Linked DNA regions of Homo sapiens: region 1 is linked to region 2. Evidence: read pairs that join two places in POLR2A ChIA-PET (ENCODE). Cell type or tissue: MCF 10A. All regions are shown on one strand. Links, peaks and the distances in the headings refer to the core of each region. The heading gives the core; the rest is flanking DNA. Region 1 has its middle 24 kb from the start of SAT1. Region 2 overlaps APOO (apolipoprotein O).

The links. ChIA-PET counts read pairs that join two places held together with the same protein. Peaks named below come from ENCODE experiments on the same cell type or tissue, not always from the same donor. Only the 100,000 strongest peaks of a DNase experiment are listed, where the experiment ranks them.
Region 1: POLR2A ChIA-PET joins it to region 2 with 18 read pairs; 12 of 35 experiments call an interaction of 5 or more read pairs at or near these places.

Annotation. Positions count from the first base shown.
Region 1 is chrX:23,799,094-23,816,012 of GRCh38, reverse strand. No RefSeq gene overlaps it. Among named protein-coding and RNA genes, the nearest start is that of SAT1, 24 kb to the right of the region's middle. RefSeq lists enhancers at 7,737-8,936, 8,544-9,542. In MCF 10A, for the core only: a CTCF peak has its summit at 8,082; a DNase peak (open chromatin) is centred at 8,352.
Region 2 is chrX:23,890,079-23,903,016 of GRCh38, reverse strand. All of the region lies in intron 1 of APOO (apolipoprotein O), which reads left to right. Among named protein-coding and RNA genes, the nearest start is that of APOO, 11 kb to the left of the region's middle. In MCF 10A, for the core only: a CTCF peak has its summit at 968 (motif pointing right); DNase peaks (open chromatin) are centred at 996, 1,776 and 2,536.

The DNA of each region.
Region 1 (16,919 bases), core at 6,803-9,302, 93 kb after region 2:
GTTTCTAATCTGGGTTGTGAGACAGGCAGACACACAAGTTAGTATATTAAAATTGTAGTAGGTATGACCTCTTGACCAGCTTAAGGTACCAGTGTCACTTTGCTGTAATGAAATTAATTGGTCAAAAACACACATACCCAAATTAGTAGGCAGTCCGGTTTCATATTCTCTCTCTCTCTCTCTGGCTCCCTCTCTTCCCCCCGAGGGGTTTACTAGGTCTGAATGGGTCAGTCCTAAATGAAAGACAGCCATGTGGTCATTACCACCTGATCATCTACTGAAAATTAGTAATCGCAAGGACTGGAGTGGCGGCCAGTCTTTCATACTCCTATAGGTGATTTGTACCCATGGACAAAGCCATTATCCCAGAGGGAGTCCCAGTACACGCCCAGGTGGTTTCAGCCTGAGGCATATACCACCAAACCTGCTGGCCACAGCAATATTTCTAGTTCCACATATTCTTGTAAAACCTTGCCATTCCTCCCACCAAAAGGTAGAGTCTAATTTTCCTCCCTTTGAATATGGGCTGACTTGGCCGGGCGCAGTGGCTCACGCCTGTAATCCTAGTACTCTGGAAAACTGAGACGGGTGGATCACCTGAGGTCAGGAGTTCAAGACCAGCCTGGCCAACATGGTAAAAACCCGTTTCTACTAAAAATACAAAAATTAGCCAGATGTGGTGGCATGCGCCTGTAATCCCAGCTACTCGGGAGGCTGAAGCATGAGAATCGCTTGAACTCGGGAGGTGGAGGTTGCAGTGAGCCAAGATCACGCCACTGCACTCCAGTCTGGGCGACAGAGTGAAACTCTGTCTCAAGAAACAAAAAAAAAGAATATGGGCTGACCTTAGTGACCTCCCCCACAATGACCTGGATGCAGCCAAAGTGATACTGCATGACTTCTGAGGTTAGGTCATAACCTTCCACCCGGTTGTCTCTCGTCATTGTCACCCTCAGAACCCAACCACCATTCTGTGAGGAAATGCAGGCCCCATGGAGAGGAATGGTGCAGGTACCCACTGACAGGCAGCATCACTCAGCAGCTCTGTGACGATGTGAGCCTTCTAGTGATGACAGCCCCCAGCCTTCAAATCTTCCAGCTGAGATGTTATAAGCAGTGAGAACCTGTCCCTGCTGCTGTGCCGTGATGGAATTGCTGACTCACAGAATCTGAGCGTAATAGGTGCTTGTTTTTTGTTTTTTTTTTTAGTTTAGTTTTGTTTTTTTTGTTGTTGTTTTGAGACAGACTCGCACTGTTGCCCAGGCTGGAGTGCAGTGGCGTGATCTTGGCTCACTGCAACCTCTGCCTCCAGGGTTCGAGCGATTGTCCTGCCTCAGCCTCCCAAATAGCTGGGATTACAAGTGTGTGCCACTATGCCCGGCTAATTTTTGTATTTTTAGTAGAGACGAGGTTTCACCATGTTGGCCAGTCTAGTCTCGAACCCCTGAGCTCAGGTGATCCGCCCGCCTCGGCCTCCCAAAGTGCTGGGATTACGGGCGTGAGCCACCACGCCCATCCGGCAAGGGGAGTCTTTAGGAAGCACCATGGCACTGCACTGGCTCCTAGAAGCAGGGAAGAGGAGTCAGGAACTGGGAGGATGCCTTCAGTTACACAAGAAGAGATCATGACAGCAGTCCAAGCTGGGATGCCTTTGGGAGGTAGAGGACTAGTACTCTTCATAGACTGGGTTTCATGCCTTGAGGAGGGGAAGGGGAGAGGGACTGTGGGGTCTGAGACCTCTCCCTTAGTTCTGTATATTTGGAGACCACAGCTGTATCCGTTTGGAATGGGTTCAGATGTGAGTAATAGAGACCTTAAAATTCATGGCAAAAATACAGAATTTATTTCTCAAATAAAAGAAGTTTATACGTAAGCAGTCCAGGACTGGTATGACAGCTCCAGGGACATAAGGGACCCAGGTTTGTTTCAGCTTTTCACATTGCCATTCCTGGGGTATAGTCTTCATCTTTAAGGTCTAAAATGATTGCTGGAGCTCCAGCCATCACATCATAGTTCCAAGAAGCAGAACAGAAGAAGAGAGGAAGGAGTATGTGCCACCTCCCTTCCAAGACTTCCCCAAAGTTCCACCCAATACTTCAGCTTACTCATTGACTGTAACTTAACCTGGCTGCAATGGAGTCTGAAAAATGTAGTCTTTCAGCTGGGAGGCAATATGCTAAGTGAAAAATTGGGATTCTTTTAGTTTGAGAGAGAATTAGAGAGTAGAGATATGGTAGCCAGCTAAAGTCTATACCACAACAGCCTAAAAGCCAGTGTGGGCATGGTCACTAGGAAATCCAGTTCATTCCCTCATTCCCTTTGCATTTAGGGAATGAGCTTGTTTTGATGTGTTCAGTATAAAGATACCAGATATACTTGTCCTATTCATTCAGCAAACACGTACTGAATGTCAGTAAATTGCAGGCATAGAACTGGAGATGAAACGTTAAGACATGGTTTTTAGCCGAGTGCGGTGGCTCATGCTTGTAATCCCAGCACTTTGGGAGGCCAAGGTGGGCAGATCACTAGAGGTCAGGAGTTCAAGACCAGCCTGGCCAACATGGTGAAACCCCGTCTCTACAAAAAAATGCAAAAATTAGCTGAGAAGGTTGTAGTGAGCTGAGATCGCACCATTGCACTCCAGCCTGGGCAACAGAGCAAGACGCCATCTCAAAAAAAAAAAAAAAAAAAAAAGACATAGCTTTTTTTTTTTTTTTTTTGAGACAGTTTCGCTATTGTTGCCCAGGCTGGAGTGCAATGGTGTGATCTTGGCTCACGGTAAACTCCACCTCCCGGGTTCAAGCGATTCTCCTGTCTCAGCCTTCAGAGTAGCTGGGATTACAAGCATGTGCCACCACACCCAGCTAATTTTGTATTTTTAGTAGAGACAAGTTTCTCCATGTTGGCCAGGCTGGTCTCAAACTCCCAACTTCAGGTGATCCGCCCACCTCGGCCTCCCAAAGTGCTAGGATTATAGGCATGAGCCACCTTGCCCAGCCTGACATGGTTTTTAATCTTCAAAATCTCACAGTCTGGTGGATATTTGCTGTTTTTGTCTTCCCAGGACTCATTTCCCCTTCATCTGATAAGCCCTCTTTCCACTGAGAAATATATTCTATGTGCTTTGGATGAGTTTGACTGTATTCCTCCTCCATAATCAAGGGATGGAATGACAAGAGCCTGGTGACTATTTACTCTTGGATCTAGTCATGACTAAAGTCAGATCCGACGACTTTCCAGTTGTTTGGACCAAACACATTCCTTTTTTTTTTTCTGAGACAGAGTTTCGTTCTTGTTGCCCAGGCTGGAGTGCCGTGGTGCGATGTTGGCTCACTGCAACCTCCGCCTCCTAGGTTCAAGTGATTCTCCTGCCTCAGCCTCCTGAGTAGCTGGGATTACAGGCATGCACCACCACGCCCAGCTAATTTTTGTATTTTTAGTAGAGATGGGGTTTCACCATGTTGGTCAGGCTGGTCTCAAACTCCTGACCTCGTGATCTGTCTGCCTTGGCCTCCCAAAGCACTGGGATTGCAGGCTTGAGCCACTGTGCCTGGCTTTATTTATTTATTTATTTATTTTTGCTTAGTTTGAGTTGCTTTCTCTCACTTGCAACCATAGGTCCTGTTTAATCAGTTATTTTCCATAAGATAGAAATTACTGGCCGGGCGCAGTGGCTCACGCCTGTAATCCCAGCACTTTGGGAGGCTGAGGTGGGCAAATCACTTGAGGTCAGGAGTTCAAGACCAGTCTGGCCAACATGGTGAAACCCCATCTCTACTAAAAATGCAAAAAAAAAAAAAATTAGCTGGGCATGGTGGTGTGTGCCTATAATCCCAGCTACTCGAGAGGCTGAGGCAGGAGAATGGCTTGAACCCAGGAGGCAGAGGTTGTAGTGAGCAGAGATTGTGCCACTGCACTCCAGCCTGCGCTATAGAGACTCCGTCTCCAAAAAAAAAAGGAAAATAAAGTACTATACAAAGGAATATAGGTATAGGTGTCATCTCTGCCTTCCGTTGTCATAAATTTTCATTTTAGCCTGCAATTGCGTTAAAACCTGCAAGACTATTTTTACAGGTTTTACCCATTTCCCAAATTTGGGCCTGCCCATGCTATCAGTACTGCTCTTGAGGCCGCTTACTCCAACTCTACACACGCATGTCCTTAAAACAGCTGTGACACCCCTCGAAGAGAGGAAATGTGGGTCATATCTTGTTGGGGGAAGAGAGGAGGTTATGACATTTTAGCCAACACTGAGAACCCATCAAATATGGAATGCAGGGTGAATATCTATTGTTTAAATCTGAAGGGAGCTGTTTCCCTGAAGGGGAAAAAGTTCGATTTAGTACTAAGAATAGAGCAAGAGAAACATCGGCTCAGTGCCTTCAGCTGAGAAATGAATTTCATTAGAGTCACAGTTATTGTCTATTGTTCCCATTGGTTGTTCTGGTTGGGCTGAGATCTGATTTTCACTTCAATTCTCACAGTCGGCATTATTACTTCCCTTTGTGTAACCTTTGGGAAGAAATTCAATATGAATCAGATTTTGTTTTTAGCCCCCGCCAAAGAGGGACTTTTTTTTTTTAATACAATGAGAACAGACTCAGCCTTAGATCAAAATACTTATGTCACAATGGAAGATCTTTTAGGAGTACGATTGCGTCCTCTGCCTTTCATTGTTTCATAATCTGCGATTGCACGTCTCTTCCCGTCCCTAATTTAGAGCGGGTGCGCCTGCTGCTTAAACCCTTTGACTTCTTTCAACTCAGGCTTCCTCTTTTCTAATTTTTTTCTCACCATATTTGCAAACCTGAGATTTATTACTGGCTGCTTCCCAGTCAAGGGAACATGCAAATCTCTCAGACTTCAAGGGAACATCCCAGTTTTTGACTCTCAGCCTTTCTTGTTCTACGGGCTGAGTTTGGATCTTTAGTCTTCCCAGAGATTCTGTGAGTGGTGAGATAGGCTTCCCAAATTTTCTTCCCTCGAGTTACCTAAATTCTGTTTCTGATGTTTGAAACCAAGATTTTTTTTGTGTGTGGTAAAAAACACATAAAATGTACCATCTTAACCATTTTAAGGTATATATTTCAGTAGGGTTAACTATATGCAAATTGTGAGACAGATCTCCAGAACTTTTTCATCTCGCAAAACTGAAACTCCGTACCTATTAAATAACTCCCCATTTCTCCCTCCCTCCAACTCCTGGCGACCACTATTCTAAACTCTGTCTCTACAAATTTGTCTACTCTAGACACCTCATATAAGTGGAATCAGACAGCATTTGTGTTTTTGTGATGAACTTATTTCACTTAGCATAATGTCCTCAAGGTTCATCCATGATTTAGCATGTGACAGGATTTCCTTTTTTATTTTTTGACTTTTTGTAGACATGGGGGTCTCTCCATGTTGCTCAGGCTAGTCTCGAACTCCTGGGCTAAAGCAATCCTCCTACCTTGGCCTCCCAAAGTGTTGGGATTACAGGTGTGAGCCGCCACCATGCCTAGCTAGGATTTCCTTTTTAAGGCAGAATAATATTCCATTGTATGGACAATACCACATTTTGTTTATCCATTCATCCATCAATGGACATTTGGGTTGGTTCTACCTCTTGGCTGTTGTGAATAATGCTGCCATGAAAACCATAGGTGTGCAAATATCTCTTCGAGATCCTGCTTTCAGTTCTTTTGGCTATATACCCAGAAGTGGGATTGCTGGATCAGATGGTAATTCTATTTTATTATTTTGACACAGGGTCTCACTCTGTTGCCCAGGTTGGAGTTCAGTGATGCAATCTTGGATCACTGTAGCATTGAACTCCTGGGCTCAAGTGATCCTCCCACCTTAGCCTCCTGAGTAGCTGCGACCACAGTTGTGCACCACCACACCTGGCTAATTGTTTAATTTTTTTTTTATGAAGATGGAGTCCCACTATGTTGCCTAGGCTGGTCTTGAATCCCTGACCTCAAGCAATCCTCCCACCTTGGCCTTCCAAGGTGTTGGAATTACAGGTGTGAGCCACCACACCCAGCAGGTAGTTCTATTTTTAATTTTTTGAGGAACCACTATACCGTTTTCATCTTTTGGTTTTTAACTCAGATACCTAAGTTTTAATCTGTTTGTTGATTAAGAAGTGTACGTCAGGCCAGGCACCGTGGGTCATGCCTGTAATCCCAGCACTTTGGGAGGCCGAGGCATGCGGATCACCTGAGGTCAGGAGTTTGAGACCAGCCTGACCAACATGGTGAAACCCTGTCTCTACTAAAAATGCAAAAATTAGCCGGGCGTGGTGGTGCGTGCCTGTAGTCCCAGCTACTTGGGAGGCTGAGTCAGGAGAATCGCTTGAACCCAGGAGGCTGAGGTTTCAGTGAGCAAAGATCATGCAACTGCACTCCAGCCTGGGCAACAGAGTGAGACTCTGTCTAAAAAAAAGAAAAAAGAAAAAGAAGTGTATGTCAAGGAAACACCAATATTTTGTCACACAATGAGAAAAAAATGGGTGGAGCAGAATTTATATCAAATTGAAATTACAAAATGAAATTATAGCAACCTTCCAGTAGTGGGCCTTTCATTTTGAGATCAGACTCTTCAAAATTTAGCTTCATTTTCAATCTATGATTTTTCACTTCTTTGTACTGTTTTTGGTCTCGTCTCATCAAACTTCATTTCCTCTACTAGAATGAATTCTCAGAGATAAAGAGGAGTTAGAAATCTACTTTTTTCTCCTTTGGAGCTCTCTTTAATTATTAGGTGAAATAAAACTAGACAAAAAACAAAGCTACTGCATGCCCACCATTACATATTTTTATGGCTAATATTATGTATACTTTTGTTCAGACAGATGGTGCTGTTAAGAAGGAAACTTCTAGCTGGGCACAGTGGCTCATGCCTGTAATCACAGCACTTTGGGAGGCCGAGGCGGGCGGATAACAAGGTCAAGAGTTCGAGACCAGCCTGGCCAAGAGACCAGCCTGGCCAATATGGCAAAACCCCGTCTCTACTAAAAATACAAAAATTAGCTAAGCGTGGTGGCGGGCGCCTGTAATCCCAGCTACTCGGGAGGCTGAGGCAGGAGAATTGCTTGAACCCGGGAGGTGGAGGTTGCAGTGAGCCGAGATCGCGCCATTGCACTCCAGCCTGGGCGACAGAGCGAGACTCCAACTCAAAAAAAAAAAAAAAAAAAAAAGAAGGAAACTTCTTGATCGAGCTCTGCTGTTCTATACCTTTACACCAAAGTACTCTGATTGTTTGTTAAAATACACACACATGGCCGGGCGCGGTGGCTCACACCTGTAATCCCAGCACTTTGGGAGGCCAAGGTGGGCAGATCATGAGGTCAGGAGATCGAGACCATCCTGGCCAACATGGTGAAACCCAGTCTCTACTAAAAATACAAAAATTAGCTGGGCATGGTGGCGGGCGCCTGTAGTCCCAGCTACTCAGGAGGCTGAGGCAGGAGATTTGCTTGAACCTGGGAGGCAGAGGTTGCAGTGAGCTGAGATCGTGCCACTGCAGTCCAGCCTGGTGACAGAGCGAGACTCTGTCTCAAAACACACACACACACACACACAAACACACACGCACACGGTCCAATCTCTTTTTTTGTTTTGTTTCTTGAGACACAGCCTCACTCTGTCACCCAGGCTGGAGTGCAGTGGTGTGATCTCGGCTCACTGCAACCCCCTGCCTCCTGGGTTCAAGCGATTCTCCTGTCTCAGCCTCCCAGTACCTGGGATTGCAAGCATGCACCACCAGGCCCAGCTAATTTTTGTATTTTTAGTAGAGACAACGTTTCACCATTTTGGCCAGGCTGGTCTCGAACTCCTGGCCTCAAGCAGTGACTCGACCTCCCAAAGTGCTGGGATGACAGGATGACAGGCGTAAGCCACTGCGCCCGGCCAGAACTTTGCATGTTTCAAAGAACTCCAGGTAGGCTTTTTTTTTTTTTTTTTTTTTGAGATGGAGTCTCGCTCTGTCACTCAGGCTGGAGTGCAAGTGGTGCGATCTTGGCTCACTGCAACCTCTGCCACCCAGGTGCAAGCGATCCTCCTGCCTCAGCCTCCTGAGTAGCTGGGACTACAGGCACGAGCCACCACACCTGGCCAGGCTGGTCTTGAACTCCTGACCTCGTGATCCGCCTGCCTCGGCTTCTCAAGGTGCTGGGATTACAGCAGTGAGCCACCGTGCCCGGCCTCCAGGTAGGCTCTTACTTGGAGTGTCCACTTGTAGGTTCCCACGCAGTTTTGCTTCTAGTGGTTCTAGTGAGTATTGAAAGCTAATGACTCACCGGAATGTTTACTCTTTTAATTCTTTTAACAGTCCGCCTGCCGGTCTCCTTCTACCTTTGATGTTAACTGGCTAACACTGTGGTTCATTTCCTGTTATTTGCAACTTTGGAATTAAACTCATACATGAAATCAAAGCAAATGAAAGGCGCAGGTCAGCTATCCTGTTAAGGGCTACAGCTGTGGTTCTGGAAGCTTCCAGTCCAACAACTAGCTTGTTTTCCCTCCTCCCCGCCCCCTGTGGAGGCCTCTCTTTCTTAGGCAGGGTAATTAAGGTTGGCCTAAGGCTTTCTAAGCAAATGTGTGTTCTGCACCAGTGGTTAGTTTTTCCTACACTGAGTCACATATCTTGCTGCTAGGGAAATCTATTTGACAAGACTCAAGTGGAGAATTTGTCACAGTTTGTTTAGCATGTAAGGCCTTGTCCTTGAATGCCCTTTACCCCTTAGATTCTGGATATAATGATATGGTGGTACACGTTTGCTTATTAGCTGGTGGGAGGGGGTGAAGAGGAGTCTTTATGGGCAGTCGTTTTCTTTTCTTTTTCTTTTTTTTGGGAGGAGACGGTCTTGCTCTGCCGTCCAGGCTGGAGTGCAGTGGCGCGATCTCGGCTCATTGCAAGCTCCCCCTCCCGGGTTCAAGCAATTCTTCTGCCTCAGCCTCCCAAGTAGCTGGGATTACAGGCATCTGCCACCACGCTTGACTAATGTTTGTATTTTCAGTAGAGACGGGGTTTCGCCATGTTGGCCAGGCTGGTCTCGAACTCCTGAGCTCAGGTGATCCGCCCACCTCGGCCTCCCAAAGTGCTGGGATTACAGGCTTGAGCCACTGTGCCTGGCCATGGGCAGTCGTTTTCTTACACAGAATTTGGAGTCAGAGGTACTTGTTTTCATCTGTTTACAACCGGTTCAACATTCCAAGGTCATAAACTTACACATCTACCTCATAAATTGCTTGTACAGATTAAACAAGATAATGTAAGTTATGTGCAATAAATGTTGTTCCTCGATAGCCGCCTATTTAATCACGTATTAGAAAAACATTCTCAGCCAGGCGCGGTGGCTCATGCCTGTAATCCCAGCACTTTGGGAGCCCGAGGTGGGTGGATCACGAGGTCAGGAGATGGAGACCATCCTGGCCAACATTGTGAAACCCCGTCTCTACTAAAAACGTGGTGGCAGGTGCTTGTAATCCCAGCTACTCGGGGGGCTGAGGCAGGAGAATCACTTGACCCCTGGAGGCGGAACTTGCAGTGAGCCGAGATCGTGCCACTGCACTCCAGACTGGTGACAGAGCAAGACTCCATCTCAAAAAACAAAAAAAGAAAAAAAAAAAAGAAAAAGAAAAAAAGAAAAACATTCTCGCTGTATTATAGTTTCTGTCATAAGAAAAGAATCAAATTGGCCAGGCGTGGTGGCTCACGCCTGTAATCCCAGCACTTTGGGAAGCCAAGGTAGGCAGATCGAGACCATCTGGCTAACACGGTGAAACCCCGTCTCTACTAAAAATACAAAAAATTAGCAGGGTGTGGTGGCGGGCGCCTGTATTCCCAGCTACTCGGGAGGCTGAGGCAGGAAAATGGCGTGAACCCGGGAGGCGGAGCTTGCAGTGAGCCGAGATCGTGACACTGCACTCCAGCCTGGGCGACAGAGGGAGACTCCGTCTCAAAAAAAAAAAAATCAAATTTAGGCTGGGCACGGTGGCTCAAGCCTGTAATCCCCAGCACTTTGGGAGGCCGAGGCAGGTGCATCACGAAGTCAGGAGTTCAAGACCAGCCTGGCCAAAACGGTGAAACCCCCGTCTCTACTAAAAATACAAAAATTAGCCAGGCGTGGTGGCGCACACCTGTAATCCTAGCTACTCAGGAGGCTGAGGCAGAAGAATTGCTTGAACCCGGGAGGTGGAGGTTGCATTGAGCTGAGATTGCACCACTGCACTCCAGCCTGGGCGACAGAGCAAGAATCTGTCTCAGAAAAAAGACAAAAAAAAAAGGATCAAATTTACCAAGTCTTATCTGGTACTCTACTACATGCCAGGCCTGCGGGTGCTGTGAAAGGTAGGAGGCAGAAAAAAGCATAACATGACATGCTGGCAAGCCGTTTAGGACTCAGGCAGGGAGGAAAGCTACGCCATGTGATCTATTAAGCAATACGGGTCAGTCTATAAGTAAGAGGTACAGTTCTGAGTGGGACTGAGCCCTGTGACCTGGGGTGGAGTCTTGCGCTGGGAGTTCAAGGACTGAGAACGGAATAGGAATTCCCGAAAAAAGAAATCGGTCAGGCTTGGTGGCTCACACCTATAGTCCCAGCACTTTGGGGGACCTAGGTGGGCAGATCACTTGAAGTCAGGAGTTCAAGACCAGCCTGGGCAACACAGGGAGACCCTGTCTCTACAAAAAATAAAAAAAATTAGCCGGGCATAGTGGTGCGCACCTGCAGTTGCAGCTACTTGGGAGGCTGAGGTGGGAGGATCATTTGAGCCCAAGAGGTCGAGGTTGCAGTAAGCCGATATCACACCACTGCCCTCCAGCCTGGGCAACAGAGCGAGACCCTGTCAAAAAAAAAGAAAGAAAGGGCCGAGCACAGTAGCTCACGCCTGTAATCCCAGCACTTTGGGAGGCCAAGGCAGGTGAATCACACGAGGTCAGGAGTTCAAGACCAGCCTGGCCAACATGGTGAGACCCTGTCTCTACTAAAAATACGAAAATTGGCTGGGCATGGTGGCGGGTGCCTGTAATCCCAGCTACTCAGGAGGCTGAGGCAGGAGAATCGCTTGAACCCAGGAGGCAAAGATTGCAGTGAGCCAAGATTGCCAACTGCACTCCATCCTGGGCAACAAGAGCGAAACTCTGTATCAAAAAAAAAAAGAAAGGAGGGAGGGAGGGAGAAAGGAAAGAGGAAGGAAGGAAAGAAGGAAGGAAGGAAGGAGAGAGAGAGAGAAAGAGAAAGAAGGAAAGAAAGAAAGAAAAAGAGAGAAAGAAAGAAAAGGAAAGGGGAAAGGAAAAAGGAAAGGAAAGGAAGAGAGAGATCATAAACTGCTGCTGCGCTGTTATGTCAATGCTTGGCTCAGATTCCCACAGGTCTTGAATGTGCAGGAGAGTCAAAACTCTCTTCTCTTAGTGTCCTGGCTGAGCCTGAGAATTAAATTGACATAAAGTATATTAACAGGAGAAAAGCGTACTAATTTAATGTAAGTTTTATGTGACTCAGGAGCCCTGGGAAGGAAATGAAGACCCAAAGAAGTGACAAAACCAACAGGCTTTTGTATTAGGTTGAACAAAGAGAGGCAGTTGTGGAAAAGTAACTAAATTATGTGGGGAGTTTGTTAAAGGAAGGTAAGAATTAGTTTCACAAAGTATGTTTGTACAGGATTCTCAGAGCTGTGACTCCCCGGGGAAGAATGTTACTTTTTTCCTGGTACAGGGAGGGCATGTTCACATGGGAGTTTCTCTCTCCTGTTTGCAGGAAGCAAAGGGGAGATTAGAATGCCCTTCTTGTATCTGCTGTTTTTCAAGTGCCTTTAGCTTGAAGTAATCCTTACGTCATGGTGGCATATTTTGGCATAGAGTATTCTGCCACCCTTCAGCTGCATTTTGTAGCAGGCGCACCCTCAAGGCAAGGAAGATGACAGCCAACAGTCCCAGGCTACAGCCTCCAGCTTGCGAACTATTGCGAAATAGTGTTAGCCATGAAATCCTGGCTTGGCCCAGTTTGCCCAGCCCTGAGCCAACTCTTTGGGATGGTCTTGGAGAGGGGCAGGGCATCATGACTGATCATTGTACCAGGTAACCATGCAAGCAGTAGAGGAGTTCTCCAAACGAATGAAAGGAAATGGGGGCACTTTGGGAGGCCGAGGCGGGTGGATCACCTGACGTCAGGAGTTCCTGGCCAACATGGTGAAACCGTCTCTACTAAAAATACAAAAAATTAGCCGGGCATGGTGGCGGGTGCCTGTAATCTCAGCTACTCAGAAGGCTGAGGCAGGAGCTTCACTTGAACCCAAGAGATGGAGGTTGCAGTAAGCTGAGATGTCGGCACTGCACTCCAGCCTGGGCAACAGCAGTGAGACTCCATCTCAAAAAAAAAAAAAAAAAAAAAAAGTTTAATATGTTGCTCATTTCTCAGCCCTTGCTGTTCAGCACATTTTCCCCACAGGTTCTGACAACTCTGTTTTTTTTCCTGCTCGCTTTCCTTGTCCTACTTGCAAATCATGTGATTCTACTTTTCAGTGCTTTCTCTTTCTCTTCATCTTCCTTATCCTTTGGACTCTTCATTAGGGCTTGTTTTGGACTTTTTCTAAAACAAAGCACTAATAATGAAAACCTTTCCTAAAAGTTGTTAGGGTACTGTATGCAATGTATACTGGGATAATTGGGCCTGTTACCCTAGGAACCACCCCAGACTGCCCCCTAAGAGTATAGGTGGGAGTGTACAGATTGTGATGATGATATGATTCTGTTTTATAAAATGAAAGAAGTTAGACATGAATCCAACAGCATCAGCCACAACAGCTTCAAAAAGAAGTCTTCCATATAAATAATTCATATTAAAAGATTTTTTTTTCAGTTAGAATAAATAATCCCCTTCTAAACCTTTAAATCATCCAGAAAACATATTTGATGTTTCTGTCCCCAAGTATATACGTGTGTTTTATTTTTTATTTTATTTTATTTTTTGAGACGGACTCTCGCTCTGTCACCCAGGCTGGAGTGCAGTGGCATGATTTTGGCTCACTGCTACTTCTGCCTCCTGGGCTCAAGTGATTCCCCTGCCTCAGCCTCCCAAGTAAGTGGGATTACAAGTATGTGCCACCATGCCTGGCTAATTTTTATATTTTTAGTAGAGATGGGGTTTTACCATGTTGGCCGGACTGGTCTCAAACTCCTGGCCTCAAGTGATCCGCCTGCCTTGGCCTCCCAAAGTGCTGGGATTACACGTGTGAGCCACCGCACCCAGCCTATATGTGAGTTTTATATTCTTTGTTTATTTTCAGTACTCAAATAGTAAAGGCAAAGGTTTATCTGAGTTCTGATGATAGCTTCCTTAACAGGAAATGAAACTGCCAATGTTCCACAAAGCAGACAAAGTACCTAATTTGTTGAAAAAAATCATGCTGAATCACCAGAATAAAACTGTCTTAAGCGTAATCAACTGAACATTTGTGTGTAACTATTTTTAAAATTAACTTGCCTTCAAAATTAAATGGCTCTATAGACAGTCATGTAATGGTGTGATCCACAATTTAAAATGTATTTTTAGAATTTCCGACTTACGTGCTGATTAGAAAACCTGCAAGTCACAATCATTTGACATTCTGGAATAGGGCAGTTGGAGTTGGAAGTGGGAAGAAAAGTCACTGGAAAATTTTAAGAACAAAGTAATGTTAGGCCATATATACTACTTTTTATTTCTGTATAGTCTGAATTGTTTGTGAACTGCTTTTACTTTAACACGATTAGAAAATTGCATAGCTTTACACACTGTCAAAGGTTTTTGGAGGGCTTGTTTTTATTTATATTTATATTTATATTTATTTATTTATTTATTTTTGTAGAGACAGGGTCCCACTGTGTTGTGCAGGCTGGTCTTGAACTCCTGGCCTCAAGCAATCCTCCTGCTTTGACCACCCAAAGTGCTGGGATTACTGGCGTGAGCCACTGAGCCTAGCCTTGTTTTGTTTTTTAATTTTATTTATTTTTATTTTTATTTTTGAGATGGTGTCTCGCTCTGTCGCCCAGGCTGGAGCACAGTGGCACGATCTCGGCTCACTGCAACCTCCACCTCTCGGGTTCAAGCGATTCTTCTGCCTCAGCCTCCCGAGTAGCTGGGACTACACGTGTGCGCCACCATGCCCAGCTAATTTTTGTATTTTTAGTAGAGACGAGGCTTCACCATATTGGCCAGGCTGGTCTCGAACTCTTGACCTCGTGATCCGCCTGCCTCAGCCTCCCAAAGTGCTGGGATTAGAGGCATGAGCCACCACGCCCAGCTTGTTTTGTTTTTTTAAGTAACTACTTTGTTAGTTGATTATTTGGTTTACCTCACAGTCTTCCAAATTACTTTTTAGTTTTATTGGTTTTTAAAATTTTAAATTGAGACGGGGTCTTGCCATGTTGCCAAAGCTGGTCTCGAACTCCTGGGCTCAAGCGATCCTCCCACCTTGGCCACCCAAAGTGCTGGGATTACAGGCATGCGCTGCTGCACCTGGCCTACTTTTTATTTTTATTTTCATTTATTTATTTAGTTTTTTTAAAGACAGGGTCTTGCTCTGTCACCCAGGTTGGAGTGCAGTGGGGCAACAATAGTAGCCTCAAACTCCTGGGTGCAAGGAATCTTCCTGCCTCAGCCTCCCAAGTAGCTAGGACTACAGGCATGTGCCACCATGCCCAGCTATTTTCTTAATTTTTTGTAGAGACAGAGTCTTACTATGTTGCCCAGACTAGTCTCAAATTCCTGGCCTCAAGCAGCCCTCTCACCTTGACCTCCCAAAGTGCTAGGATTACAGGGAAGAGCCGCTGCACCCAGCCCCAAATTACTTTTTAGAATATATGCTTTATCACTTTGCTCACTTTACACACATGAGAAACACTTTTTACTAGAGAAACACACTTTTCTACTAGAGAAACTGGAAAGCAAAATACTAGAATTCCCAGACTCCCTTACAGCTAAGGGTTGCCAGGTGACACATTGCAGCCAATGAAATGTAGGTGGAAGTGCTTGGAGATGGCTTTCTTCAGAATTTAAAAAACAAAAAAAGGCCAAGCAGTATGAGGAAAGGCTGTGATTTTTTTTACCTGCTGCCTTCCGCCATTTCCCTGTGTAGAATGGACACATTGCAGGAAGCGACATTGAGCTGAGAGCTGAGGGGTCGGGCACGGTGGTTCACACCTGTAATCCCAGCGCTTTGGGAGGCGGAGGCGGGAGGATCACCTGAGGTCTGGAGTTCGAGACCAGCCTGGCCAACATGGTGAAACCCCCGTCTCTACTAAAAATACAAAAAATTAGCTGGGTGTGGTGGCAGGCACCTGTAATCCCAGCTATTTGGGAGGCTGAGGCGGGAGAATCGCTTGAACCCAGGAGGCGGAGGTTGCAGTGAGCCGAGATCACACCACTGCACTCCAGCCTGGGTGACAGAGTGAAACTCCGTCTCAAAAAAAAAAAAAAAAGGTGCAAAGAATGTGATTTCTGGTGTACTATACATTATGCACATGGCTTACATCTATTTTTTTCTTTTTTTGAGACAGTCTTGCTCTGTCGCCCAGGCTGGAGTGCAGTGGCATGATCTCGGCTCACTGCAACCTCTGCCTCCTGGGTTCAAGCGATTCTGCTGCCTCAGCTTCCTGAGTAGCTGGGATTACAGGTGCCCCCCCCCCCACCACGCCCTGGTAATTTAAATCTATTTTTATTGCTTCAGAATCTTGGCACAGCTCATTTAGCTTGTTCGGTTAATGGAAAGTGCCTGTTCTATAACTTAATGACAAAGCCATTCCTTACTATCAAACCAATCAGCCAAATCAGACTAACTTGTAAACGATTGTGCAGACCAGACATGGTGGGTCATGCCTGTAATCTTAGCACTTTGGGAGCCTAGGTGGGCAGATAGCTTGAGGCCAGGGGTTCAAGACCAGCCATGAGCAAGATGGCGAAACCCCGTCTCTACAAAAAAAAAAAAAATTAGAATAAAAATATTAGCCAGGCATGGCGGCGTGCACCTGTAGTGCCAGCTACTCGGGAGACTAAAGTGGAGGATCACTTGAGCCTGGAAGGTTGAGGCTGCAGTGAGCCATGATCTCGCCACTGCACTCCAGCCTGAGTGACAGAGTGAGACCCTGTCTCAAAAAAAAAAAAAAAAGCAATTTGTCATCTGGATTAAACAGCTGCCATTTTTTTTTCTTTTCTTTTTCTTTCTTCTTTTTTTTTTTTTTAACCAAAGCTCTCTTTTTTCAGGTCTTGAGAAAGCAAATTGTCCCAAACTTAATCTGGAAGAGAACTTTTAGGGCTGAGGTAGTTTACAGTCTGTTCCGGGACGTAATCAGCAATCCTGATGTAATGTTTGAGTAATCTTTTTCTGGAAAGTTATGGTTTCCCCCCAGCTGCCTGGCTGCTGAGACTCTGTAACCCATAGTTCATTGTATCACTTTTATCTCTACCAAGAAAGCAGTCTTCAAACTGACTTGCTGAGGAGCTTCTTTCTTTGTGAAACTTGAAATAAAACCCCAGTACATGCTCCTACCTAAGTAATCTGAGAAGGGGTCTCAACTCTCTGGGAACTCTTCCCTTGAGAGCTGTACATTCCTGAATTATTCTTTGGTTTGGTGCCCAGAGGTTTTTACACCTTGGGGGTAGCACCCTCTGCTAAGATTCAGGGTAGGTTAGGGGTACACCTTTCTTTAGTAAGGTGGGAGAAGGGCATTCATTTATTTATTTTAGGGACAGGGGTTTCACTGTGTTGCCCAGGCTGGTCTCAAACTCCTGGGCTCAAGCAATCCACCCACCTCCTCCTCCCAAAGTGTTAAGAGTACAGCCGAGGCCAGGCACGGTGGCTCACCCCTATAATCCCAGCAGTTTGGGAGGCCAAGGCAGGTGGATCACCTGAGGTCAGGAGTTCGAGACCAGCCTGGCCAACATGGTGAAACCT
Region 2 (12,938 bases), core at 558-3,057:
CGGTAGATGAATGGTTCTTGTGTTTTCGAGATGGATGGTCTTATGAACATGGTGGGATTTGGGAGAGGCACTGACCAAGGAACAAAAAGATAGGCCAGACCCTTTGAGGGCTCTGCTGAGAGCACTCCTGTATGTTTGTGCAGAGTGGGGATGGAGTAAACGGTAGGATTGATCGGGGTTTGGGAGTTAACAGCTTGGGTTAACTAGAACTGGAGGGCAAAGGAGTTAATAGTATAGGTGTTGGTAGTAAAAGTACAATGGTAGTAAAAGTGCAGTGTGTCTGACTAGTTATGTGCATATTAAGTACACATTGTACTTAAAATATATACTGCGATGTTTTGATATAGTTATTCATCTTCAGGTCACTAGGGGGCATTGGTGGATTAAAAAACACATTTGAAAAGCTGCCCAGTATTTGCATTCCATTGTAGGAAGCAGCTTTTCCTTGTGCTGCTGCAGGAAGTTTGAATATTGGATACATATACCCAGATTCACGTTATTAGATTTCCTTCATTACACAGATTTTATCCTAGTCCAACTATGGGCTGGGCATCATGCTGGACCCTGGTGGGTACAAGTGAAAAGACCCAGTTCTTATCTAGGAGAGAGGTCCCAAATCTGGCCACAAATCAGAATTATTCAAGGAGACAGTTTCCAAGCCCCTGCGCATGGTTCTGACTGACTTTTTAGTTGGCGTCCAGGAACTGCTAGTTTTGAAAAAGCCCCCCAAGGTGATTATGAAACTTTCATTTCAGAAGCTCACAATGCACTTACCAGCACAGACATTAAAGGTCCGTTAACGATGCAGTGGGTCTCAACCTTGACTGCATGTTAGAGCCACCTGGGGAGCTTTTAAAAGTCCCGATGCCCAGTCTAGAACCTATACCAATGACATCAAGAATCTCTAGGGGTAGGATTAGGCATCTAGTTTTTGGAGCAAGCAGCCAGCCTTGAGATCTACTGACTTAGAGGGAAGAGCAACAGCAGGGGGCATCAGAAGGCTTTATAGAGAAGAACATGCCTATGCTGATCTTTGGAGCTAGGCAGACAAGGTTGAAAGGGCCTTCCAAACAGAGAAGAAAAGCACATGCAAGGACACAGAAGTGTGAGAGTGTTCAGAACAGTGTTAAGACCTTGGGCTTCACTGTGTTCCTTGTGAGAGATACTAAAGTTTTCTGTAGCTGCTTCCTCATTTGTAAAACAAGGATGAGATGCTTACCAACCTCAAATTATTGTGTGGATTAAATTCATTCCTACGCAAAGCTTAGAACAGTGCTTGGCCCAAAGTAAGGGCTGAAGAAATGTGAGCTGTTACTTTTAGTTGGCATCTTGTAAGATGGCATCTTGTAACTACCTGTGTTACGGTGGTGCACGGTCTTGGGGCTCTCCAAAAGTATTTTTTATTTCAAAACTTGGTAGTCAGTTGGATGTGGTAGATGAGGGAGAAGGATAAATTAAGGTTTCTGCCCAGGCTTTTGACTTTTGACTGTGGGATCTATTCATTGAGGTGGGAACTATTCATTGAGGTGGGAAAGTGGAAGAAGGTTGAATTTGGTTTGAGGGGGAGGTGATGGTTTGGTTTTGAACAGGTTGGGCTTGCTGAAATATCTGGGCATTGGAAGGGGGAAATCAGTTGATGTAGAACCCCAGGGTATGGACTTTTCCTGCCACAGACGTGGGCTGGAAATTGGGAAATCATCAGCTGCTAACTGAAGCCTCCAGGGCAAGAAGGTGGCCTAGTGAAAACTGGTCTGTGTCACTTCCTTCCTCAAGGGCAAATAACATGACCTGTACTCAGAGCTCACCACACCAAGGAGCCTGAGTGAACATGTCCATGACTATGAGGTGTTATTACCTCACACATTCTTTGTGGCTTAGTGTAATACTTACATTGCCTGTCTTCCTGAAATTAATTTTCTTACCATGTTACTAGTATGTTACTAGAACTGCGCGGAGAATTACAATGCTAAATGGAAAAGGAAAATCATCTGTAAATTGGAAGAGTAATGTAACTTTTATACTTGAGCATTATTTTAAAAGCCACATATTTGGAAAGATAATGAAGGTTTTTTTTCCCTAACAGTTTAAGCATCTTCAAGGGAATTCTTCTTGAGGAATTATAGTAACTACATTTTTACTCACATAAATACATTTTTTATGTGCAGAATCAATTGGTTGTTTCTTTTTCCTTTCTTACCTTTCGAAGAAGTTAGACAGTGGATCACAGAGACGAAGAAAAAACTGCTCTGTAGCTCTGGATGCAATCTTTTCAGCCTCAGGTTCTAGTTGTGTTTCTGGCTGAGCGACCTTGTTGAGATTTCTTTTTTTTTTTTTTTTTTTTTGAGCCGGAGTCTTGCCCTGTCACCCAGGCTGGAGTGCACTGGCGCAGTCTTGGCTCTCCGCACCCTCCGCCTCCTGGGTTCAAGCCGGTCTCCTCCCTTAGCCTCCCAAGTAGCTGGGACTACAGGCATGCACCAGCACGCCTGGCCTAGTTTTTGTATTTTTATTAGAGATGGGGTTTCACCATGTTGGCCAGACTGGTCTTGAGCTCCTGACCTTAAGTGATCTGCCCTCCTTGGCCTCCCAAAGTGCTGGGATTACAGGCATGAGTCACCATGCCGGGCCAGTTGAGATTTCTTAATCTCTCAGCGTCCTCTGATCATGATCCTGTGGGGATAGTAGTATGTCCCTCTGTATCTCACAGGATTGTTGGGAGATTCAATTGAGATAATATGCGAAAAGAACCGTGAACTACAAAGCACTATATCAATGTAAGGTGTTTTCTGTTCCTCTTGTATCACATTTGTCCACTGAAGTAATCTATGCTTGCAGGTTAGCACTCTGGACTTAACAACTGTAAAACGTGAATTAACTTGGGTTATTTCACTTCTCATTTGGAAATGAATTCTGCTCAGGACACTGTAGCATTCTTCTATCTACTTCTGAAATGCAGATAGCCTCACAGTTGTAACTAACACTGGAAGAGGAGAAAGAAGAAGTAAAACGATACATTAAAAGAACGGAGAGATTAGAGGCACAGTGGAGGAGAAAAGTAGATGATGTACCAGACATTTATGATAAATGAATTGATTACCCCATGAGGCCTGTTGATATTTGTAGACTTTTATGACGTAAAGGTTTAATTTATAATCTATATGTATATGTGTTCCACACCCATGTCCTTTCTAGGCTAGACTGGAACTTCTTAGAGGCTAGGAAACGAACTTGCATATTTGTTTGTATTGTACATTTAAAATTAGATATATAAATGCATGTTATTAGGTGTGTAATAAATCTCAATAGCAAAGATATCTGTTTCAAAAAGTTTAGACTTATTTTTAATATGACAAGAAAGTACTAAGAGATCTTTAAAATAAAGGAATTGAAAGAGTGTATCAGTTGATTTTCCCCAATAATGCTTAAGTGGAATTTTACAGTTAGTTCATACAGCATGAAACTTTATATATTTTCAGGGACAAAAAAATCCTAGTCTAAAGTTATATTTTAGAATTTGGAAGTTATTTATTTTTCACTTTTGCTGAGTTTTTCCTAATTTTTGCATAGCCTCATGCCAGTTTTGTTAGAAAATTTAATCAGTGCCAATTTCTTAATGTGGTAGGTTTTTAAACTTATTTTCAGTGTTCACTAAAACTTGGAGAAGCAGGAATGTAGGGCAAGGGTCGTAGAGTTTTCAGTATGCTGAAAGCCTATGACTTTGATTGTTAAGCTATATTTTCCTGATACAGCTTTATGCATTATGGATAGTATAGTTGAATTTTAAGTGAATATTGTTTTAAAGGCACTTTAAGTGCAGTTATCCTTTGTCTTCCTATTTCTGGCTGTTTGAAGCAATGCAGCGTGTTTTATTCAAAGCCCACACTGGCTCCCGCTTAAGGACTTCTTTGTTTGGTTCCATGAGGATGAGGAGCCCCCTCTGTGGGAGCTAGAGATAGATCCACAAGTGCATGTTCATTGCCTTAGTGTGGAGGAATTCCCAGTAGTTTCTTTTTTCAGATATTCCTGAAAAGAAGTCTATTCCTTCTTCTGAACAGTCTTTTAAAATGGAATATATGAAACTAACTAATAAAGGTTCTTTTTTTCTTTTCCCCCATTCCACAAACTTCAGTCCTTGTGAACTAGCCTGTTTTTGTTTGTGCTTGCTGAAAATGAGTCTCCTCTCCTATTAGAGATGCTGATTCATGTGACATGGGTTAGACTGGTGAGTGAGTAAGTAAGCAAAAAGTGATTATACGGGCTCCAAGAAGTTTCCTACATTGTCTGTTGATGGTTTACCTCACTTGGCAGATAGAACTGAGCCTGTTTGTGGAGTCACACCATTTGGGAGTCCTGTTAAAGTTGCTGGGTATAGTCCAAACATTTACTTTACTTGTTTTTGTTCCTTATTTTTGCACAGATTTTCATTATGAGGTCAGATGGTTATCAACCGAATTGAGTCTTGTACATGATTTTTTTTTTCCAAAAAAGGCTTACAGTTTTCCTTAAAGAAGAAAAACGCACATGAATAACTGAGATGAAGTCAAAGGCAGTTTTCATTAGTGAGTTTAGAGTTCTCTGTGCACATGGTGGTCTGTTAAGATATGAAACCCGGGTCTAGGCCCGACGTGGTGGCTCACACCTGTAATCCCAGCACTTTGGGAGGCTGAGGCAGGAGAATTCCTTGAGTCCAGGAGTTTGAGACCAACCTGGGCAACATGGCGAAACCCCGCCCGTCTCTACAAAAAATGCAAAAATTAGCCAGGTATGGTGGTGCCTGCCTGTAGTCCCAGCTACTTGAGAGGCTGAGATGGGAGGATCACTTGAGCCCAGGAGGTTGAGGCTGCATTGAGCTGTGATTGTGCCACTGCATTCCAGCCTGAGTGACAGAATGAGACCCTATGTCAAAAAAAACAACAACAAAAAAAGAGATATGAAACCCATGTCTAGGTAGATTTTTTTTTTTTGAGACAGAGCCATGTGTCTAGATAGAAACCTGTGTCTAGATAGATTTTTTTTTTTTTTTTTGAGACAGAATCATGCTCTGTCTCCCAGGCTGGAGTGCAGTGGCACAATCTTAGCTCACTGCAACCTCCACCTCCCAGGCTCAAGCGATCCTCCTGCCTCACCCTCCTGGGTAGCTGGGACTATGGGCACGTGCCACCATTCCCAGATAATTTTTTGTATTTTTTGTAGAGAGGGGGTTTCACCTTTAGCCTGTTGCCCAGGCTGGTCTTGAACTCCTGGGCTCAAAGGATCCGCCCACCTCGGCCTCCCAAAGTGCTGGGATTACAGGCATGAGCCAGCATGCCCTGCCCAGATAGATTTTACTTTGACAGACTAGCTCTCCTATTAAATGATGTACATTTTATTAGTTGCTTGGAAACACAGATGCATTTGAAAAGCTAAACTTGAAGTAAATGTTTCCCAACGATTTTTTCCTCCCTATATTTCCTTAATTCAGAAAAGATTGAGTGGGTCCCAGGATGCCATTCTAATAGAGAAAAAAACACATATATATAGGAGTCTTAAGTAGCAGTAAATTTCTGTCTGGATGAGGAAGTTCAAAATAAATTCTGGACTTGATAAATTACATATTATCTGTGTTCCAAGTCTTTAAAACCAGTATAGCCCAACTGGATGACTCAAAACCTGCCTAAATGAACAATTATCTCACTCTTTGGCCCTAAGGTTTTCTTCCTGTTTATCGCACAAGTTTATTATTTTTCTACATGAATTTTATAAAATCTAATCGCTATCTTTAAAGAGTAGAAAATGAAACAATTGCAGATGAGACATTTTGTTTGCTTTGCTGACCTAATTTTGTGGTGAATTCTACCCTCCAAAGATGAAACAGAACTTGGTTTTCTGTGAGAAAAAGATAATATTAGTCTTGAAAACAGCCTCATTTTTTTCTCTGCTTATCTCTTTAGATTGTAGTCTGTTTACAGTGGATGAGAAAGAGCTAGGAAATACCAATTACTGTAGTACAGAACTAAAGAATTAAAAATTTCTCATAAAATAGTTCTATGTTTGTTGTATTAGGAAGAGTTTTTTTAATGTTGTTTGAAGTCTAAACTTTACTGGGCATGGTGGTTCACACCTGTAATCCCAGCGCTTTGGGAGGCCAAGGCAGGAGGATTGCTTGAGACCAGGAGTTTGAGACCAGCCTGGGAAACATAGTGAGACTCCATCTCTACCAAAAAAAAAAAAAAAAATAGCTGAGTGTGCTCCGTCACACCCATAGTCCTAGGTACTTGGGAGGCTGAAGCAGAAGGATTAGGTGAGCCCAGGAGTTCAAGGCCACAGTGAGCTATGATTGTACCACTGCACTCCAGCCTGAGTGACAAAGGGAGATAAATTCTTGGCTTTATATCCTCCTTTGCTGTGAAACAGATCGAAATGATTGTGGGTTTTATTGTTATTGTTAAAGTATGAGTGCTCCCAAATTTTACATTCAAATGAATGCATCAAAACAGTCGTTTTGAGAGGATAGATTTAATTATACTGTCATTATATTTATTCCAAAAATTCTATCACTGATCAAAACATTTTTACTCTTCCTCATTTGGAATTATCTTCAAACTTTGTGGCAAACCTTTATAATATCCTCAGGAGCTAGCCATTTTTGTTCTTTGCATGTTACAAAACAAATCAATGGTTTTTTTGTAAAAACTTCAGGAAATAGAGATAAGAATTACCTTTAATATCACCACCTATAGACAACCACTGTTAACATCATATTTTTTTTTTTTGAGACGGAGTCTTACTCTGTTGCCCAGGCTGGAGTGCAGTGGCGCCATCTTCGTTCACCGCAACCTCCATCTCCCGGGTTCAAGCAATTCTCCTGCCTCAGCCTCCTGAGTAGCTGGGATTACAGGCGTGCACCACCACGTCCGGCTAATTTTTGTGTTTTTAGTAGAGACAGGGTTTCACCGTGTTGGTCATGCTGGTCTCGAACCACTGACCTCGTGGTCTGCCCACCTCAGCCTCCCAAAGTGCTGGGATTACAGGCATGAGCCACTGCGCCCGGCCCTAACATCTTTTTAGACTCCGTTCTGGACATATTCAAATATACCCTTGGTATGACATTTTCAAAAAACTCGGTGGAATCATACTACAAGTCCCCTTCCTCTTTTTTTTTTTTAAAAAAAATGCCATTTTCTTTTCTTCTTCTTCTTTTTTTTTTAGTAGAATGAGATAATCTTATTATTGACCAAGTTTACATAAAGCTTGATTCTTTACCGCCACCACCACCACAACAGAAAGAAAAGTTTATGTTGGACACTACGTTTAATTAGGAGATGTAGAAAAGGTTCCAGTAGAGATTGTTTTAATGAAGACTAATATTGTAATTTTTTTTTCTATTTTACTCTAAGTCCTGGGATACATGTGCGGAACATGAAGGTTTGTTACATAGGTACACATGCCATGTTGGTTTGCTGCACCTATCAACCTGTCATCTAGGTTTTAAGCCCCGCATGCATTAGGTGTTTGTCCTAATGGTCTCCCTCCCCTTGCCCTCCATCCCCTGATAGGCCCCAGTGTGTGATGTTCCCTTCCATGTGTTATCATTGTTCAATCCCACTTATGAGTGAGAACATGTGATGTTTGGTTTTCTATTCCTGTGTTAGTTTGCTGAGAATGATGGTTTCTAGCTTCATCCATGTCCCTATAAAGAACTCATTCTATTTTATGGCTGCATAGCATTCCATGGTGTATATGTGCCACATTTTCTTTATCCAGTCTATCACTGATGGGCATTTGGGTTGCTTCCAAGTCTTTGCTATTGTAAATAGTGCTGCAATAAACATAGGCGTACAGATGCCATTTTCTCATCTTTGTGTGTGTGTGTGTGGAGATAATGAATCTTTTTTTTTTTTTGAGGCGGAGTCTCACTCTGTCACCCAGGCTGGAATGCAGTGGTGCGATCTCGGCCCACTGCAGCCTTTTGCCTCCTGGGTTCGAGCGATTCTCCTGCCTCAGCCTCCTGAGTAGCTGGGGCTACAGGTGCCCACCAGCTAATTATTGTATTTTTAGTAGAGACAGGGTTTCACACTATGTTGGCCAGGCTTGTCTCGAACCCCTGACCTCAAGTGATCTGCCCGCCTCGGCCTCCCAAAGTGCTGGGATTACAGGCTCGAGCCACCGAATCCGGCCCATTCTCTATTCTTTACCACTCTTATTTAAAATATATCGAGACTGATTTTCTTTACTTTTTTTTTTTAAGCGGAGTTTCACTCTTGTTGCCTAAGCTGGAGTGCAGTGGCATGATCTCGGCTCACTGCAACCTCCGCCTCCAGGGTTCAAGCAATTCTCTTGCCTCAGCTTCCTGAGTAGCTGGGATTACAGGCGCACTCCACCATGCCTGGCTAATTTTTTCTATTTTTAGTAGAAACAGAGTTTCACCATGTTAGCCAGGCTGCTCTTGAACTCCTGACCTCAGGTGATCTAACCAACTTGGCTTTCCAAAGTGCTGGATTACAGGCGTGAGCCACGGCGCCTGGCCGAGACTGATTTTCTTTTAGGCTTAAAATGTGATCTGAAGGCATTTAGAAATGGAAGCCATATGATTACATATTAAAAGTAAATTTTGGTTGGGTGTGGTGGCTCATGTCTGTAATCCCAGCACTTTGGGAGGCCTGAGGTCAGGAGTTTGAGACCAGCCTGGCCAACGTGGCAAAACCCCGTCTCTACTAAAAATACAAAAATTAGCCAGGCGTGGTGGTGTGGGCCTGTAATCCCAGCTACTTGGGAGGCTGAGGTAGGAGAATCGCTTAAACCCGGGAGGCGGAGGTTCCAGTGAGCCGAGATCACACCACTGCACTCCAGCCTGGGTGACAGGGCGAGACTCTGTCTCAAAAAATAATAATAATAAAATAAATTTTAAAAAATAAATTTCACTTATGAAATTTATATAAATAGTTGTAGTAAATTCCGACTCCATATATGATTTATCAAGGTAACTGCTTTGAAAAGAAAACATCTATTTAAAAAAAATGTTGTAAGTAATACTGAAATACTTTTCCTTGTAAAAAGTCAAAATAGTACAGTTGGTCAGGTTGCTATTGTCCACCTCCCCCCAGCCCCCTTTCCAGAGAAAGCCTCTGTTCTGTTTGGTGTGTGGCCCTACATGTTAGAAAGGATTGCTGGCCGGGCATGGTGGCTCATGCCTATAATCCCAGCACTTTGGAAGGCCGAGGCAGGCAGATCACCTGAGATCAGGAGTTCGAGACCAGCCTGGCCAACATGGAGAAACCCCATCTCTACTGAAAATACAAAAAAAATTAGCTGGGCGTGGTGGCAGGCACCTATTATTCCAGCTACTCAGGAGGCTGAGGCTGGAGAATCACTTGAACCCAGGAGACGGAGATTGCAGTGAGCCGAGATTGTGGCACTGCACTCCAGCCTGGGTGGCAAGAGTGAAACTCTGTCTCAAAAAATAAAAAATATAAAAATAAAAGATTGCTGTATAAAATGTAGATACTGTCCTGAATGCTCCTTATGGAGGAGAGTATTCTGTATTCTTTTGACGTTTCAAGAATTGTGGACTCATTTCTCTTGATTTTTATTTTTATTTATTTATTTATTTATTTTTCAGACGGAGCCTTGCCCTGTCGCCCAGACTGGAGTGCAGTGGCGTGATGTCGGCTCACTGCAAGCTCCGCCTCCCAGGTTTTCTCCTGCCTCAGCCTCCTGAGTATCTGGGACTACAGGTTCCCACCACCACGCCTGGCTAATGTTTTGTTTTTTTTTTTTTTGTATTTTTAGTAGAGATGGGGTTTCACCATGTTAGCCAAGATGGTCTCGATCTCCTGACCTCGTGATCTGCCCGCTTCGGCCTCCCAAAGTGCTGGGATTACAGGCGTGAGCCACCGCGCCCGGCCTTTCTCTTGATTTTTCATTCAATTTACAACACGTTACTGAGGACAACAGTGTAGCCTGATTTTGACAAAATTTTTTTATTGTCTTCATCATTTTGTTGTATTCTGAGTTCTTTCACATAGTTCTTTTTTTTGTGTTGGTTACTTAGAATAAGAATAATCTCAAAAGTATTGTCAGTGTTCATAGTTTGTTTTTTTTTTTTGTAAAAAACCCATTTCAGATTTTTACCTCCTAAATAATTAGAATCAGATTAAAATAGTTTTGTTTCGAGTGAAAAATGCTGTCAGAATGGAAATTATTGCAGAAAAGGTTGACTGAGGCCAGGCGCGGTGGCTCACGCTTGTAATCCCAGCACTTTTTTTTTTTTTTTGTGACGGAGTCCCGCTCTGTCGCCCAGGTTGGAGTGCAGTGGCGCGATCTTGGCTCACTGCAAGCTCCACCTCCCAGGTTCACGCCATTCTCCTGCCTCTGCCTCCTGAGTAGCTGGGACTACAGGCGCCCGCCACCATGCCCTGCTAATTTTTTGTATTTTTAGTAGAGATGGGGTTTCACTGTGTTTCTAGGATGGTCTCGATTTCCTGACCTCGTGAACTGCCCACCTTGGCCAATTCCAGCAGTATGAGAGGCCAAGGCAGGTGGATCACCTGAGGTAAGGAGTTTGAGACCACCAGCCTAGCCAACATGGTGAAACCCTGTCTCTACTAAAATTCCAAAAAGTAGCTGGGCATGGTAGCGGGCGCCTGTAATGCCAGCTACTTGGGAGGCTGAGGCAGGAGAATCGCTTGAATCCGAGAGACGGCGGAGGTTGCAGTGAGTGGAGATCGCGCCACTGCACTCCAGGCTGGGCGACAGTGCGAGACTCCGTCTCAAAAAAAAAAAAAATAATTAGCTGGGTGTGGTGGTGGCTGCCTGTAATCCCAGCTACTTGAGAGGCTGAGGCAGGAGAATCGTTTGAACCCCAGGGGCACGGAGGTTGTCTTGAGCCGAGATTGCGCCACTTCACTCCAGCCTGGGTGAAAGAGCAAAACTCTGTCTCAAAAAAAAAAAAATTTATTTTCATTCTTTATCATTAAAGAGTTGCTTTTATGTTGTCCTTTGTGTGGCTTGTAGGATCATTAAATAAGGTAGAGAATCTCATAAAAACAGTTTTGGAGAAAGATAGTTGAAAGCATAATGTCATACATTTTAAATATATAAATGTAAACTATATATAGAAATACATAAAGTATTATATATACTTAAACTATATAAACTATATTTTTAAGTATATATAGTATGTATAAGTCTATAAGTATATATATACATATAGTTTATATACATATATATAAACTTGGTAGAAGGGTAAGATACTGTAAGTGTATATATACTTACATAGAGAGAGTTTAAATTATTTACATGGAAAATAGAAATAATATATTCCATCACTCCAAAAAAAAGGTCACCTTTGGATATAGCCTGTTTGAAGTAGCAGTTGAAAAGCCTGGTAACATGTCCCTCAGGGAGTTAGAAACACAGGAAACACACAAGCCTGAGGCTTAGGGAGAGGCCCAGGCTAGGGATACTGATTTGAGCATCAGTAGCATATGAGTGGGAGTTAAAGACTTAGATTTTGGCCAGGTGTGGTGGCTCACGCCTATAATCCCAGCACTTTGGGAGGCTGAGGCAGGTGGATCCCTTGAGCCCAGGAGTTTGAGACCAGCCTGGCCAACATGGCGAAACCCTGTCTCTACTAAAAACACAAAAATTAGCTGAGCGTGGTGGCGGGCGCCTGTAATCCCAGCTACTTGGGAGGCTAAAGCATGAGAATCCCTTGAACCCGGGAGGCGGAGATTGTAGTGAGCCGAGATCAGGCCACTGGACTCCAGTCTGGGTGACAGAGCGAGACTCTGTCTGAAAGAAAAAAAAAAGAAAGAATTAGATTTTAATGAAATTGCCCTGGAGTGAGAAGAGGAGAGAGTTAAAGACTACTCCATGACTCATCAACCTTGAAGAGCTATGCAGAGGAAGAGAAGGCCCAAAAGGGGAGGAGAGAGTACCTAGAAAGCCTCTAGAATGGGGATAGGGTAGAATCCTGTAAGCCAAAGAAAGGGGTTGAAGATGTAGAGTAGTCACCAGTTTCAGGGTGCAACCAAGATGCCAGATGTCCAGTGGGGTTTAGCAACTGGGAGGCTATTGGTGGTCTTGGGAAGAAAGGTTTTAGGTGCATTTAGTAGTAAAGGGAGGAGGAGATAAAATTGAGAAAGCAAACAGAATCTGCCTTTTTGACTTTGTGCTTAAATGCGGATGCTCCTCAGCTTGTGGTGGGGTTGCATTCTGATAAACCTATCATAAGTTGAAAATATCATTAAGTCAAAAATTAACACACCTAACCTACCAAACATCATAATTTAGCCTACCCTCCCTTAAATGTACTCAGAACACTTCCAGTAGCCCACAGTTGGGCAGAATCATCTAACACAAAGCCTATTTTATAATAAACTATTGAATGTTTCATGTACATTATTGAATACTGCACTGAAAGTGAAAAGCAGAATGGTTATATGGGTACTCAAAGTGCGGTTTCTACAGAATGCGTATCGCTTCTGCACCATGTAAGGTTGAACCATTTGTAAGTCTGAGACCATTTGTATAACATACATATAGGAAAGTAAACGGGGCATAAGTGAATTTTTACAAACTAAACATACTAGCACTCTAGAAGCTCTTCTCGTGGCCCTTCTAGTCACTACCCAGCTTGCTAAGGGTATCCACTATTCTGCCTTCTAACCATAGTCTACTTTTAAAATAAATTTGTCAATGGAAGTTGGTAGAAGGGTAAGGTAGTTGTTAGAGAGGGAATTAGGGGTGGAGGGTATTTGTTGTGTTTTGTTTAAGACGGGAGAGATTTTCTTGAATGTAAATAAATGTCATAATTTCTCTAGTGGGTGGCCAGTCACTCTGTTTCTTTTTATATTTAGGACAGTTTTCATTTTATACTTTCAAATGTTTTTAAAAGTATGTTTGAGTGCTTATACAAACTTAAGTTGAATAACTGTTCTCTAAGCATATGTTTGTGGAAT